Regions from separate parts of the Homo sapiens genome. Here region 1 is linked to region 2. A link is an interaction called in ENCODE POLR2A ChIA-PET data of the cell type or tissue named here. Cell type or tissue: PC-3. All regions are shown on one strand. Links, peaks and the distances in the headings refer to the core of each region. The heading gives the core; the rest is flanking DNA.

Region 1 (7,889 bases), core at 2,692-5,191, 220 kb after region 2:
ATCTCACTTGTCACCTGCCCAGTGAGGTCTTCCTGGACCTCTGGACCTGAAGCTCCCATGTCTTCCGCTAAATACTTTCTGATCCCACATGCTGCTGCCTTTATTTCATAGTCTTTGCACTACCCACATTGAGTTATATATTCATTAGATTACTTATTTCTTGTTTTCCTTTCTCACCAGAATGTAAGACCCAAGAGGGAAGGGAATGTGCTTGTCTTTTTCACAATTCTATCTCTGGAGCTTGGAAGAATGCCTGGCACATGGTAGGAATTCAAGAAATATTTATTGCATAAGTGAAAAAAAGATGTTTCATCAAGGTTCAAATTCTGGTTGTTTGCATGACTTGGTGGAATAGCTGAGCCTCTGTTTATGTTCTTCTCCCACAGAGCTAATTGCTTTAATAAGTGACACTGCAAAATGGGCATAATAATAGTACTTCCTGCATATAGCTATGGTGAAGATTAAATGAACAATGCATGTAAGATATTTGATACAATGGTAGATACTATTCTTTCATTTTATTTTCTCATTACTGAGTCCATTATCTAGGACATAGCAAGAACTGAGCAACTGTTAGCTAATATAATTCTTAACTCAGATGTCTTCTTTTTTCTAAAGCTTGTAGACTGATTTTTAAATCAATTGGTCAATGCATGTTTTCAGAGGCATTTTCTGTATCTGGCATTCTATTAGGACTTGTAAGGAGATACACAGACATGTGAGATATGCCCTTGAGATGCTTGTAATTTAGTTAGGGGCAAAGCATAAACATATAATAATATAATTTGAAAACTGGGCAGACTATGAAAATTGAAACCTAACTGGAAATGATGAGAAGCACCTGGATAAGTTGTGCTTTGAAGGATAAGCACTTCCTTCCCTGCAGGGAGAGAAAAGGGCTCTCCAAGAATGGGGAACAGAAGAACCAAGGGGCAAGGTTGGGAAGGGAGTGTTGTGGTGAGGAAGGCTGTGGGGTGAGCAATAGGGAGGACAATGACATGTGGCAAGGAAAGGTGAAGCCAGGGAGGCAGCTTAGGAAGAGTCCAAAGGCCATGGTCACTATGATGGGATGGCATAGAGGCATAGGAAAAGACAGACTGCTAGATGTCCTGCCTTGGATGCCAGGGGTGGAGGTGTCTGTAACAGAGATGGGGGGGTCTACAAGGAGGTGGGTAGGGTGGAAGAGGAATTAGATTATGTCATAGACAGGAAGAAGAGTCCTGGGACTATATTCCTGGGGGAGGTTGAAATGGATGAGTAAGAGGAAAATTTGGCTTAAGAAAAGATGTTTTTTCAGAGATTGGAGATGGGGTGGTAGGAGGGTAACACCAATGATGGAACCAGTCATGCATGCAAATCCACTGATAATGGCTGCTCTGTAACATGCCCTTGTCAAAAGCATAATCTCCTCTAACCCCCACAGTGGTTCCTTGAGACAGGTCTCTCTGAAGCTTACATAAAGGCCAACTTGCTTGCTTAGGCCCACATGGCCCTAAGAGCAGAGCCTGGATTTGGACCCAGAGAGTCGGTCTAGAGGGCCCACTCCCTAGGCCTTTATGCTGCTCCCTTGTCAAAGGCTGGGGATGGCAACCACACATGCAAGAGAGAGGTTAGGGCCACCCTCCCCAGTTAACTCACAGAATGAATCACAGGCATAGAGGAAAATTGGGAAGTGGGGTTAGGGAGAAAGGTGGTGGTAGGGTCCTTCAGGGTGAGCTGGGGATTTCAGGAAAGAAGAAGTTCAGAAAAAGCACTGTGGGAAAATATGTTAGGAAGAAAAATGAGAAACAAGAAGCCTGACTCAGAGCAGGATGGGGAGCTGCTCACAGGGGCCAGAGAAAGTCGTGTGAGGTGAACCCTGGAGACCCACAGTAAGGCTCATGTCCTCCTCGCCGTGGCAGCTCTTTCAAGTTCTAGGAAGGAGGTTTCATGTCTCATACCTCAGGATGCATGTGGCTGTTTCTTCGGCTGCACATGGCTGTTTCCTGGGTGGATAACACTCTGCTTTGGGGCCTGCTGAGGGTGCAGTGAGTTGTGGTGTTCTGGAAAAGTGTGCACCGTAGGTTCCTGAAAGTCAGGCCAGGCCTAGGTTCAAAGCTCAGCTTCTCCTCTCATTAGCTGTGGAGCAGCACCTACTTCAGAAGAAATTTGTTAGAATTATATACGATTTCTAACATAGGCTGCCACAACTTACCTAGCATATATATTATAGCTTCACCATGTAAATGGCTATACCAAATACATTTTTAGAAAAGACTCAAATCATGGCTATTGGTTATTGATTTGAAAAGAATTGTGTTCTAAAAAACTCTATATAAACTATAAAGCTGTAGGCATTAAGTAGATATATATCACTATTATTTCTTGTTATGAGGCAAGTAATGGTTTTATACTAGACCCAGTTCATTGGGTTAGCATTTTGCTTGTCCTTTCGGCATGTCTCTGATTCTTTTTTCACTGAATGACACTTAGCAGTTTACACAAAGTGCTTTTCACTTATATTATCTCACTTCGTCCTTAGAGCAAACCTATCAGGTAGATGCTCTAATTATCCCCATATTACAAATGAAGAAGACCGAGGCTACTACACAGAAAATGGTTGCCTCCAGGCCACGTGGGATTTATGCTTCTGAAATCTGTTGGTTTTTGTTGTTGTTGTTTATCTGACAAATCCCCTGCCAACCCTCCACAGAACTGTTGTGGTGATTAAATCACAGAGGTCGCTGTGCCTTTGAGGTAGGAGACTGGAAGCTTGCCTCTGCTGTATCACCTTGGCCATGTGAAAAATGCCACAGTGGGGTGTGGGTTTGGGAACCAAGGGTATGGAGCAGAGGAAACCAAGACAACTTGGCTTGAATCCCGGCTCTGCCAACTCAGACAAGTCACCTAACCTCTCCCAAACTTCATTTCCAGTCACTTACCATCTCTGATTCTTAGCTTCTAGATACATTGAATAATTGTCTTTACCAGTGGGGTTGTTATGAGGATATAAGAGGATAGTATGTCTGGCATTGATCCTAGTTTAATGTATACTGAATTAATTACATATTACATTGCCTTTTATTTCATAGTACCTACCACTGATGGATAAACCACCTATTTGTCTTTTATGCAAGGGGATCCCCTCTCATTCAGCTTGTTGATAGATGTAGTGAAACCTCCTTAAGTCATGAGGAGCTTAGTCTAGTGGTTAGAGAGCAGAACTGAGTCACAAAGTCTATTTCCCAAAATGAGTCACTTTGTAGCTAGCATTTTGCTTTAGTAAGAGTCAGAGATGGAAAAAGGGGGACACATTGGTGGGGTAGGGCTGTGGATGTGGGTGGGGGATGGGACCCCTCCTTCCTGTGGTGAGCAGCTCTGGAGTCTGGCTTGACCACCTCTCTTCCTTCAAGACCAGGTGGCGTTTCACTGGATGAATTATTTCAGTTTATCATTGCTCCTGATGTTTACATGTTTCCAGTTTCTTTTTACTACTCCAAGAATCTACTTTTGGAAACACCAGTCATACTTGCTGTGTGACCTTAGCCAGGTCTCTTCCCTCTCTGGTCCTCATTCTAATAATCTACTAAGTGGTGGGATTGTGTCTGGTGTCTCTAAAGTTCATTTCACTTTGGCGTTCAGACCTCCTAGGATGGAGGTTAGAGTTCTAGGTGTGTTCTCGTGTGCCAAGGAGAAAGAATGACCCACTCATTGCACCCATCATTTCCTGGATCCTGACACATCATCCTGTAATTTCAGACTGGCTCCTAGGGCACCTCATGCCAGCTGGTTATTTTCCATCCCACCTATAGTGCTGCCATCCTCTAAGCACAAGAAAAATGGTGCTGGCACTGGAGAGGGTTAGCATTTTTAAAGGAGCCCAAATAGCCTTAGGGCCACTTGTTTCTTCAAGGCCCCAGGTGACAGTTCAAGAGCAAGTGAGATGGTCTTAACTTCACACAAAACCATTTATCAGGGAGTCACTTCCCATTTATGGCTGGTTGTTTTGGTTACCAAACAGACGGACATACATGGAATTATATTTCTCTCTCTCTCTCGTGTTTTTAATACTGAGGTGGGGCCATTGTGGGATTAGCTTAGAGCCATGAGTCATTGGGTGCAGGGCATGTTTCTATTTGTCGTAGCATTTTATTATTATTATTGAAGCATCTATAACCGCGTGGGAACTGGAGCCCAGCTTGACCACCTCTCTTCCTTCAGATGGCCTCTATGTTCCTACATATGTCATAAGCAGCGTGAGCAACAGCTACACACTCATTCGATAATGGAGGACATGCCAGTTGAAGTTGGGTCCAGAATTCTTCATACCTGACTAGCCTGTGGGCATATAATGGTTAAAATTACTGGAGAAATTTCAATGAAGAGGGGGAAGAAAAAGAGAGAGAGCACTGATTTGGGAATCAGGAGTTTAAGCTTGATTAGTAAGCATTACATAAATTTGGGTCAATGATTTTACCCCTTTAGGAGAGTAGGGTGATTGGGGCAAAAAAAGGAAATAAAGTTTGTCTAGTTTTCCAGACCAATTAATTGGTAGTAGCTGTCTGATGCGGTGTGCTGAGAATTATGGAACATCATTTGGATCCTTGGGAAGAAGATCCTTGGAAAATGAGCAGCATTGAAGCTCTGTGAGAAGAATCTTGAGTCCCATAGTAATGTCTGCCAAGGACTCTGGCGGAGGAGAGACATAAAGGGAGTGGGGAGTGTTTGCCATTCTGGCACTAGATGATCTTCAAAGTCCCATACAGATCCAAACATTTCATGGTTAGAAATTAAAGAAAATAAACTTGCTCAAATTTGTTACCACTTCAATTTTTCTCGTTGGAACTTTGTTACCAGAGCATATAATTTTCAGACCTAGCTTCATTACTGGCAAAGGGAATATCTCTGGAACTTTTGTTATGTGCACCACAGATATTAGCGCTGCTTAAAAGTTCTAAGTAAGAACTATAAGAACTCCAAGTCGTCATAAAAGAGATGTCTTCTACAATTGTTAGGGGGCTGAACATAGGATGGTTGAACAGTTTGTGCAGTTTTGGAAAAATTGTGTTCCATGTAACTTACTGTTTTTATACTATAAACTGCAAAAACAACCTCCCACCTCCTCGTCCCTTCAGCTTCTTCCAGATCTGTGCTCATATTTGGTGCATGTGTTTAAAAGGCTAAGAAATACTGCCAGCCATAAAGTGTAGGCAGTTCTTCAAGGAGAGTAAATGATGTTTGGATGCAGGGAGAGGTAGCTGGCTCAACAGAAGGAAATGTAGGAGTCTTTGTTGAACACAGTCTCCAATAAACCAACAGGATTTTGGGGCTTCTAAAAAGCTCATCTAATGTTCAGCTAAATTAAGAAGTTCCATGAGTGTAAAATCCCCCCATACTCTAGTCTAGCGGGTCCAGCCTTGGACAATTATATTCAGGCCTGAGCATCACATTATCAGGATGGTGAGCTATTTAGAACTATGTATAGTTATGCACAATTGGAAGATTTAAGAGAGTCAGGATTCCATATGGGTGTCTCTCATTTCTATTGTCTCTGTTCAGCCCTGTTTCCTCCTTCAGCAGATGGGTTTCTTCCATAATGACATAGGTTAGGTTCCCTGGGAAAACAAACTCTCCGATGGAGATCTGTGTGGACACCAGCTCTGAGAGAATGAAGGAAGCAAGAGGGGAAAGAGGGAGAAGTTGGGCTACAGTGCCTTCACAACAATTGCCTCATCCAATCCCATGGGGATCTCTGGAGCTGCGATAGCTCTTCAAGATTTTCCCAAATTTAAACAGAGGTATCAGGTCTTTATACCTCTATATTAACCAATTATTGGATGTGGCTGGCTGGGAAACCAAGGGAAAGGCAGCTTCCTTGTGCAGAGAAAGATTCAGCTGTGAGTCGTACTAGTGGCATTTGCGGTAGTCAGTGTCAATGCATCAGTCCTGATCTGGTGGCATATCTAGAGGCCCATCATGGGACCCACTACGATGAAGATATGACCACTAGTGGCCGTAGATTTACATTTGTCTAGCTCTATTACTTCAAAAAGAAAAGATTCTATATTCCAGCTTTAATCTTTAAAAGTCGTGGAGGAGTGCTCTGATTGAATCAGCTTGGGTCAAAAACTCTAGCCAGAAGTTAAGGAATTATGATTGAATGACTTTGAATCTTGTTGACTCTTATGGCAAGGTGGATGAAGCTGGGTAACAGAAAAGAGGTGAAGCTCTATGGTGAGGGGGCAGCCACCCAGGTGTAAACGCCCTCATCTGTCCTGGGAATGAGGGAGGTCACTGGGACTAAGTAGCATAAGAGGGCAGAAAGAGCTAGCTCAGCTCCATGGACAGGGTGTTCTCTCTTAGTAATTACAAATGCCTTCTGTTGGGGAGAAGCTCCCATAATAAGAAACATTTCAGCAGAGGTCATATGTTTCCTTCTTTCCAGTCTTCTTTAGAAAAGTTTCCCTTATTTGGATTACATCAGAATTAAATGAGAAGCTTTAAACTGATACCGATCATTGGGCTCCATTACTAGAGATGCCGATTCGATAGGTCTGGTGTGCGGCCCAGGACTCAATGTTTTAAAGACTCCTCATTTGACTTTTATATGCTGTTATGTTTGGAAACACTAGCCTATGGAGCCAATATTTTACCAAAGCTGCTCTGCTTGAATTGCTCATGCATTTGGAGCTCCAGGGGGAGTGTGGGAGGAGAGACAAAGGAATTGTGCTTACTTTCCCACCTTGTCACCCCTTATCCCAAAGGTGATCCCTGAGTCATCTCTGTAGAACAGAATTGAAGATTACTAGTCTAGATTTCCAGATTATCTTTCAACTACAAAAACTTATTGATACCGTGGATATTCCAGGTAAAATAAAGCAATAAATTTATGCATTATTCTTTGCTGTTTCAGACATCTGCTGGCATTTCTGAACTGGGATTTATTTGGTGAAAAGAAGAGGTTTATTAAACTTGTCTTTTATTTATAAATGCTTTCTCAGTTCAGCATAGGGACATAACTTATTGTGGGTCCAAGAGTAAAGAAAGAGAAGTAAGTTAACTGTGGAATCTCTGGAGTCCTGACAGGTGTTTTCTGATTCAGCAAAGGAGATAATTTGGGAGTAACTGAAGATGGTCTTCCTTTTAAAGAAAGTACATGCTTATAGAACTGCCATGTTTTGAACATGTCCCCTGCAAAGTTCAGGTGCTGCCAGTGTTGCAATTAAGAGGTGGAGACTTCATGAAATAATTAGGCCCTGGGGCTGCTCCCTCACTAATGGGATGAAGACCCTTTTAAAAGTAGAGGCTTTGCATAGGCGTTTAGCCGGCTAGCTTCTGCCCTGTGAAGACTCAGCAAGAAGGCCCTCAATGGTCATCAGAAGCCGGAGCTTTAATCTTAGACTTTCCAGCCTCCAGAACTGTGAGAAATAAATTTCTGTTCCTTATAAATTACCCAGTCTCAGATATTTTCGTTATAGCAGCAGGAATGAACTAAGACAAGAACACTGCCAAAGACACAAAAATAGAACTTTTTTGAAGCTATTAACCATGCCTATAATTTCTTTTTATTTCTGTCAATGTGCAAGCAGAGATTTTGCTCAGCTCTAATACTTGGGTTAATTTTTTCCACTTAGCATAATTTATATGTACATCTTTATGTATCCTTATGGCCTTTGTAGTTTTACAATTTTATGGCTACACAATAGTTGATTGCTTTAAGGATACCATCGTCGGCTTTATCTCACTCTAAGCTGGGGCATTTGGGTGATTTCCATTTTGCTATTAAGCATTGCATTGTGGTTTGGTACCTATCCTTGCCTGTAACTGTACTTCCAGAATCCCCAGTGCCAAAATTCCTTTCCCTGACTACAAGCTTCTCTCTCAGTTTCCTCAGTTCCCTCATATGTGAT
Region 2 (6,309 bases), core at 3,036-5,535:
CAAGGTGATACAACTGGTAAGTGGTGGAGCTGAGAACTGCACACAGTGTGACTTAGAGCCTTCACTCTCAGCCTCTACGCCATCTGCCTTGCGATTTTTGGGCTGAAAGGGTTTCCAGAGAGCAGACAATTCAGTCTTCTCCTTTCATGTTGTGGGAGACTGAAGCCCAGAGGGCACTGTTCCGATTGTGCATTGTTTTGGTGGCAAAGCCTCCTGACTCCAGGATTCCATCTCACTGCCCCTCTCTCTCTCTGTAGCTGCCCATGCAATAACACAGCAACTGCAGCATCTTGCCCCAGTGATGAAATGTTCACTGGCCAGAACTGGTCCCAGGCCTCACCCAACCCCAGGCTGCCACCTAACTGATGTTGTGCAGGGTCAATTCCATGGAAGTGAATCATTCTGGACCTGAGGCTATTTGAGGTCCTGTAACTGTGCTGCAGGTGCAGTGGTATATTCTTTACTCTTCAACTTCCTTAGCACATTTTGTGTAGATGAAATCCAAAATAGCTTGCTAGAGATAAAGAAGCTGTGGAGGTTAGGGTACTGGGATGGAAGACACCAACATTTGTTTGCCACTGACTATTGGCATGAAGCTGGGGAGGTTCTGTTTTCTTTTGAGCCACACTATCTCCATCTGGAAAGTGTAAGATGTTGAAGTGGATCACTATTTTTCCATTTCAGTTATTTACATATTAAATTCATAGTTTTGCTATATACATGTACCTTCTATACCATTGTTTACTTCTTTTTCTTTGACTCAACATCAAATCAACGTAGCTTTTTCTACACTTAGCCTTATTCTACACAATACTATCTAAAGTTGCAGGTTGGATGCATTATTAGTTTTTTTTTTCTAAAACACATTAAAATAAATACTTAACTAGTAAAACAAAATGTTTTTCTATATACTGTTAAAAATAATCTAGCACCACCAAAAGCAATCTCTCATAACAGGATGGGGAAATGCCAGACTGGAGAATGTCTAAAGTCCTCTTACCAGCCCTAGGAGTGTGAAGACATTTAGGATTTGGGGGACTTTAGCAGAGGATTAGTTGATTTAGGTGGTCTGCGTCTTAGCTCTGCCAGTCCTGTGGAGGTCAGGAAGCCCTCCTCTCTGCCTTTAACAGCTGTCTCTGTCCCACCTAGGCAGCCATCCAGACAGCCCTGAAGTCAGAGGAGCCTTTGCTGGCTCTCAAACTTTATGAAGAAGCAGGTGATGTGTTCTTCAATGGGACCCGCCACAGGCATCATGCAGTGGAGTACTACCGAGTAAGTCCAAGCTGTGCAGTTTGCTGAGACAGGTCCTGGCACGGGCATGGGAAGGGTCAGGCTGGACTTCGGCCTGAGTCCCTCTTCTCCTCTCTTGCTTGTATTTCATTTTTCTCTCTTTCTTGTCCAGTGCCCACCTACTCACTCTCTCTTCAACCTAGTGGGAGCTCAGGGAAGGTTCTGATAAACTTAGTCATTCTCAGGCTTGATAAGTTATCCTTCTTCGGATAATACATCAAAATAATTGAGTCCAGGAGATCAAGACCATCTCAGACTCTTGGGTGCATGGTACTTTATGGTCTGCAGCACACTTTTGAGTTTACCAGTGTTTCCCATTTACTACTGGGGGTGTGGTGGGAGATTATTTAAAGGGTTATGTAGATGAATGCTTTTGTTTGATCATATTTTTAATAAGCATGTATTAAAATATATTTTTTAAAATTAAAAATATATAATACAAGCTCATCAAACCTATGACTTCACAGATATTATTGCGAAGGATGAGGCAAGAAAAAGAGTTGATGTTAAGAATAACACAAATTAAATGAATGTCCAGATATTAAGCAGATATGTCAAAAATTGTGATTGTTGTTCATCACCAACTGAAGTTTAGGAAGCCTCATTATCTAATTTGATCGTAAAATTTTATTCATTCAGATATTCATTTATTTATTTGTTCAGTTGTTTATTCAGTCATCAAATGCTAGCAAATACCCAGTCTGTGCCAGGCACTGAGCTAGGGGTGGGGAAGAACAGGGAACGCGTCTCTGACTGTTGAGGGGCTTATTTTCATATGCATTTTGTAGATGAGAAAACTAAGGTTCAGAAAGATGAAGTGATTTGCCTAAAATTCTATCATGATAAAAACATAGAAATGACCACTTTTTGAGATATTCCCACACTATGCGTGTACTCATGTGTGCTTCATAGATAGCACCATGGATGCTAGGGGAGCACACAGCTGAGAAGGGAACGACTTTCCACGTGACCTTGGGAAAAGCCGCTTCCCTTTCCTACTCCAGGTTTCCCCAATTATAGGAAGCCCAATGCCCTCTACTTCTTCTACTTTAAGATCTGGGCAAAACATCATGAGCAAGGATCAGGAGAGAGAGGGTTGAGTAAAGGCACACAGGGAAACATGGCTGACTCCCCTTTGTTTTAGTCCACTGCCGTTCCCCAACCCCTGCCTGTAGAAGATAAGTCTCCTAGCTATGGTATGCACTGAGGATTCCTAGCTAGACTAAGGTTCCTTGGGCTTCTGTTCCTAGGCTGGAGCTGTTCCTTTAGCAAGGAGGTTGAAGGCGGTGAGAACTGAGCTCCGGATTTTCAATAAGCTGACAGAGCTGCAGATTAGCCTCGAAGGCTATGAGAAGGCTTTGGAATTTGCCACCCTGGCCGCCAGGCTCAGCACAGTCACAGGTGGGTGGTCTTCACTATTGGGTGTGTTGAATGAGAGGGGTGATTAGTCAAGGATAGACAGCAAAGCAATAACACCGCAGGCCCTGGAGTCAGACTGTGTGGGTTCAAATCCCAGGTCCAACTGTCAGAGAGACCTTAGTTAAGCAAGTTGCTTAACTTCTATAAGCCTCAAGCTTGTCATCACCAAATCAGGATTAAAAATAGTGCCCACCTCATGGTAGTTGTTATGAAGACCAGTGATTATCCATGTAACAGCCATAGCACAATCCTGGGTACATGGTAAGTCCTTGGTAAGTGTTGCCTGTGCCACACTATTATTATATTACAGGTGCTGTTGTTCCCCAAGTGTAAAGTAAATGATATTTTATTCTCTTCATAAGCTATGTTCCCATTGCAAAAGGACTGTGCCCTGAATTTTAAATTAGTTAATTTTTAGTTAAAAGTGCATTTTCCCATGAAGCTAAAATGTAAATGAAGGTCAGGTTCCCATTACCCTAACTCAGAACATAGCTGAATATCTTGTGTTTATGTCAAAAGCTAGTGGGAAACAATAATAGTCATCAGAACAGATAAATGGCAGAATAAAAAAGATTTAAAAACCCCTCATCTTGAATGTTGGTGTTTGAAGAAAAGCAGGTTTGATAGAGAAGCCTTGATTAGATGTAAGGGTAAATGTAATATTCTGTGATGATTCCAGGAGGGTCTTCTGGGCATTTTCAAGGGCATCGGGTGTGGATGATACCGGACTTTATTTTGTCTAATTGCATTCTTGAGAGAGCCTTCCCTCTTTTCCCTACCTTTTTCCTTATTGCATAGGATCTCATCTGAGTGACTGTGTGCTAATCTCAGGAAAGGCCTTGGAGGCCCCAGGCAGTTCCTCTGAGCACTCTTTATCCCTCACTGGATGGGAGCTGAAGGGAGGTTGTATGCATCCTTTATATAAGTACTTCCCCTGTGGCTGATTTTTCCATATCAGAGAATTTTCTCTCTCTTAGATTTTCTTTTTTAATTTTGGCTTTTGGCTCTTTGAAGCTTAAAAGTGATGTTTTTAGATGGTATCCCACAGCCACCTTGCAAATATTCCAAAGACATGATTGTAAGCCTTTGTTCCCTGTAAAAGATTGCTCTGTATTAAAACAAATCCACCAAACAACAAGTCATAGACCCGTTAGAAACCAGCATTCTAAAGCATGGTTTAAGTGTGAACAGGTGTTTGTAGCTTATCTGAGACTGACAGTAGGTAAAGGGGCCAAGGAGAGACTGCTACATGGTGGTACCCAAGATAATTCTCTGAAGAGAGAGACTTTTGTGTGAGGAAGACATTTATTATACAGAGTGATTTATTGCAATTCTTAGCTACTCCATCAAGCTAGACTTGTCACCATGTCCCATTAAAAGGGTTTAAGAAGAATTCTTTCTCAGAATCCTGCATTACAGTAGCATCTGCAATAAGGAGAAAATTTTCTTCTGGGAATCACTCCAGGAAACCTTGACCCATCCTCTACTTAGTCACTCTTATAGAGCCCTGCATTTTCTTTTGTAGCATTTATGACATGTGTAATGTTACATTTGTTTGTGGGATTATTTAAGGAATGTCTGTCATGTGAGACAATAAGCTTTATGAGTACAGGCACCTCTTCTGTCTTATTTCCTATGCCCCAGCACAGTCCCTGACATCTAGTAGACCTTCAAAAAGTTTTATGGAATGAATGAGTGAACAAATGATGCAAAGTGTTGGTTGCAGGATATCTCTCTCAGTCTTCCAATTCTTAGGAGATCAGAGGCAAGAGCTGGTGGCCTTTCACCGCCTGGCTACAGTGTACTACTCCCTGCACATGTATGAGATGGCTGAGGACTGCTACCTGAAGACCCTGTCCCTCTGTCCACCATGGCTGCAGAGTCCCAAGGAGGCCCTGTACTATGCCAAGGTGTATTATCGCCTGGGCAGACTCACCTTCTGCCAGCTGAAGGTAAGAGCCAGACTTCCCAGATTTCCTGACAGCCACCACCCAACCATTCTCCTTCCTGACTCAAAGACAATGAGGAGCCTTTGTGGTGGAGCTGAGAAAACCAGAGTGCCAAGATGAGAAGTCTTGTCTCATAGGGTGAGGAGTGGCTTTACAGGGGACATGGAAGCTCTTTCCACTTAACCCTGCTGAAGATCTCAAAGGTGCTCCCATCTTCGCTGAGGAGTAGACCATGGTTCCTCTTTCTCCTTGCCTTGCCACCATGTCTGTGGCTTCTTTATCTGTCAGATACTACAGGCACATTGCCTGTAAGTCTCTCAAGGGCCTATGGAAATATACAAGACCCCAAAACAAAAGAACTATAAGGTCTAAAATGAAGATCAAAATGAATACTTAAGAGTTTGTCCATAAAATGTTACAGACCAACTAGTCAACTGCAACTCATTTCTTATAAAGTAATGTAAAGCTACATTTTATGAGAAATGTGGGTGCATATTAACATGTTTGAGATAACGAGGTATGGGGCCTTTAAACTAAGTATACTTAGATCTTAAGAAGGTTTTATCCCTGCTTCTCTTGCTTGCTGAATCTAGAACTTCTTTTTTTGCTTGCTTGCTTTTTTTTTGGGACAGGGTCTTGCTGTGTAGCCCAGGCTGGAGTAGCATGGCTCAATCTTGGCTCACTACAGCCTCTGCATCTGGGGCTCAAGCAATCCTTCTACTTCAGCCTCCTCAGAAGCTGGGACCACAGGTGCACACCACCACACCTGGCTAATTTTTGTATTTTTTGTAAAGATGGGGTTTCATCATGTTGCCTGTCTCGAACTGCTGGACTCAAGCAATCTGCCAATCTTGGCCTCCCAAAATGGTGGGATTACAGGTGTAGTAGGCCATTATGCCCACCCCAGAACTTCTTATTATTTTGGTGACTTCTAGAGTTGTGTTGGTTGCAAATCTCTGTTACAACCCTGACCCCCAAACTGTGTCCCTAGGATTGGCTTCCTTTTACTAGAGGTCCCTGTCCCCTGAAGCACAACCCTTAATCTCTTAATATAGTGGCTTCTGAGTCACTCCTGTGTTTGGCCCCCAGGGAACCCTCAGGGCAGCTCTGCTGTCCTTTTCTTATTTGCCAGGCTTTGCTTCTGGCCTGAATTAATTACTGACTTATGAGGGTTAATGGAAACCAGGCAGCCTTTTTGAGTCTCACCCAAAGAAGCATCTGTTTCTCATCTTTACCATGTAGGGAGGGCCGGGGGTAGTGAAGCACCCTCTAGCCATCTTGCCTCTGCCCCATAGCTCCCAGTAAGTGGTTCAGGGACAAAGTGTGTGATCTGATCATGTCAACCAAGAACTCCACGGATTGTAAAGGGAAAAACTCAGTTCAAACTTCCTTAAGCAAAAAAGGCAACTTACTGGCTCAAAGAATGTGAAGGCTGAGCTACAAATTTAACTGCAGATAGCTCTGGATCCTGTTTCTCAATCATCATCAGGGATTTCCCCACCTCTCATTGTATTCCTTGACTCTGTATGTTTCTACTTTGCTTTGTTTCTTGGCCTTTTCCCCTTCTAGCTACTGGCAGGTTCAAGTCCACCTCTGAACCTGCCACTTCAGAGGGACTATTTTCCTTATTGAGACACAGTGGAAAGTCCCA

Evidence for each region. Peaks named below come from ENCODE experiments on the same cell type or tissue, not always from the same donor. Only the 100,000 strongest peaks of a DNase experiment are listed, where the experiment ranks them.
Region 1: POLR2A ChIA-PET joins it to region 2 with 6 read pairs; 2 of 35 experiments call an interaction of 5 or more read pairs at or near these places.

What each region holds. Positions count from the first base shown.
Region 1 is chr5:148,786,839-148,794,727 of GRCh38, reverse strand. No RefSeq gene overlaps it. Among named protein-coding and RNA genes, the nearest start is that of ADRB2, 36 kb to the left of the region's middle. In PC-3, for the core only: no CTCF peak of the experiment used is centred there; DNase peaks (open chromatin) are centred at 2,837, 3,197, 3,897 and 4,047; H3K4me3 peaks cover 1,060 bases; H3K27ac peaks cover 2,500 bases.
Region 2 is chr5:149,005,233-149,011,541 of GRCh38, reverse strand. It overlaps SH3TC2 (SH3 domain and tetratricopeptide repeats 2), which reads left to right. Exons shown (of 17, transcript NM_024577.4): 14 at 1,150-1,272; 15 at 2,541-2,691; 16 at 4,465-4,661. Among named protein-coding and RNA genes, the nearest start is that of MIR584, 54 kb to the left of the region's middle. In PC-3, for the core only: no CTCF peak of the experiment used is centred there; a DNase peak (open chromatin) is centred at 4,211; H3K27ac peaks cover 1,373 bases.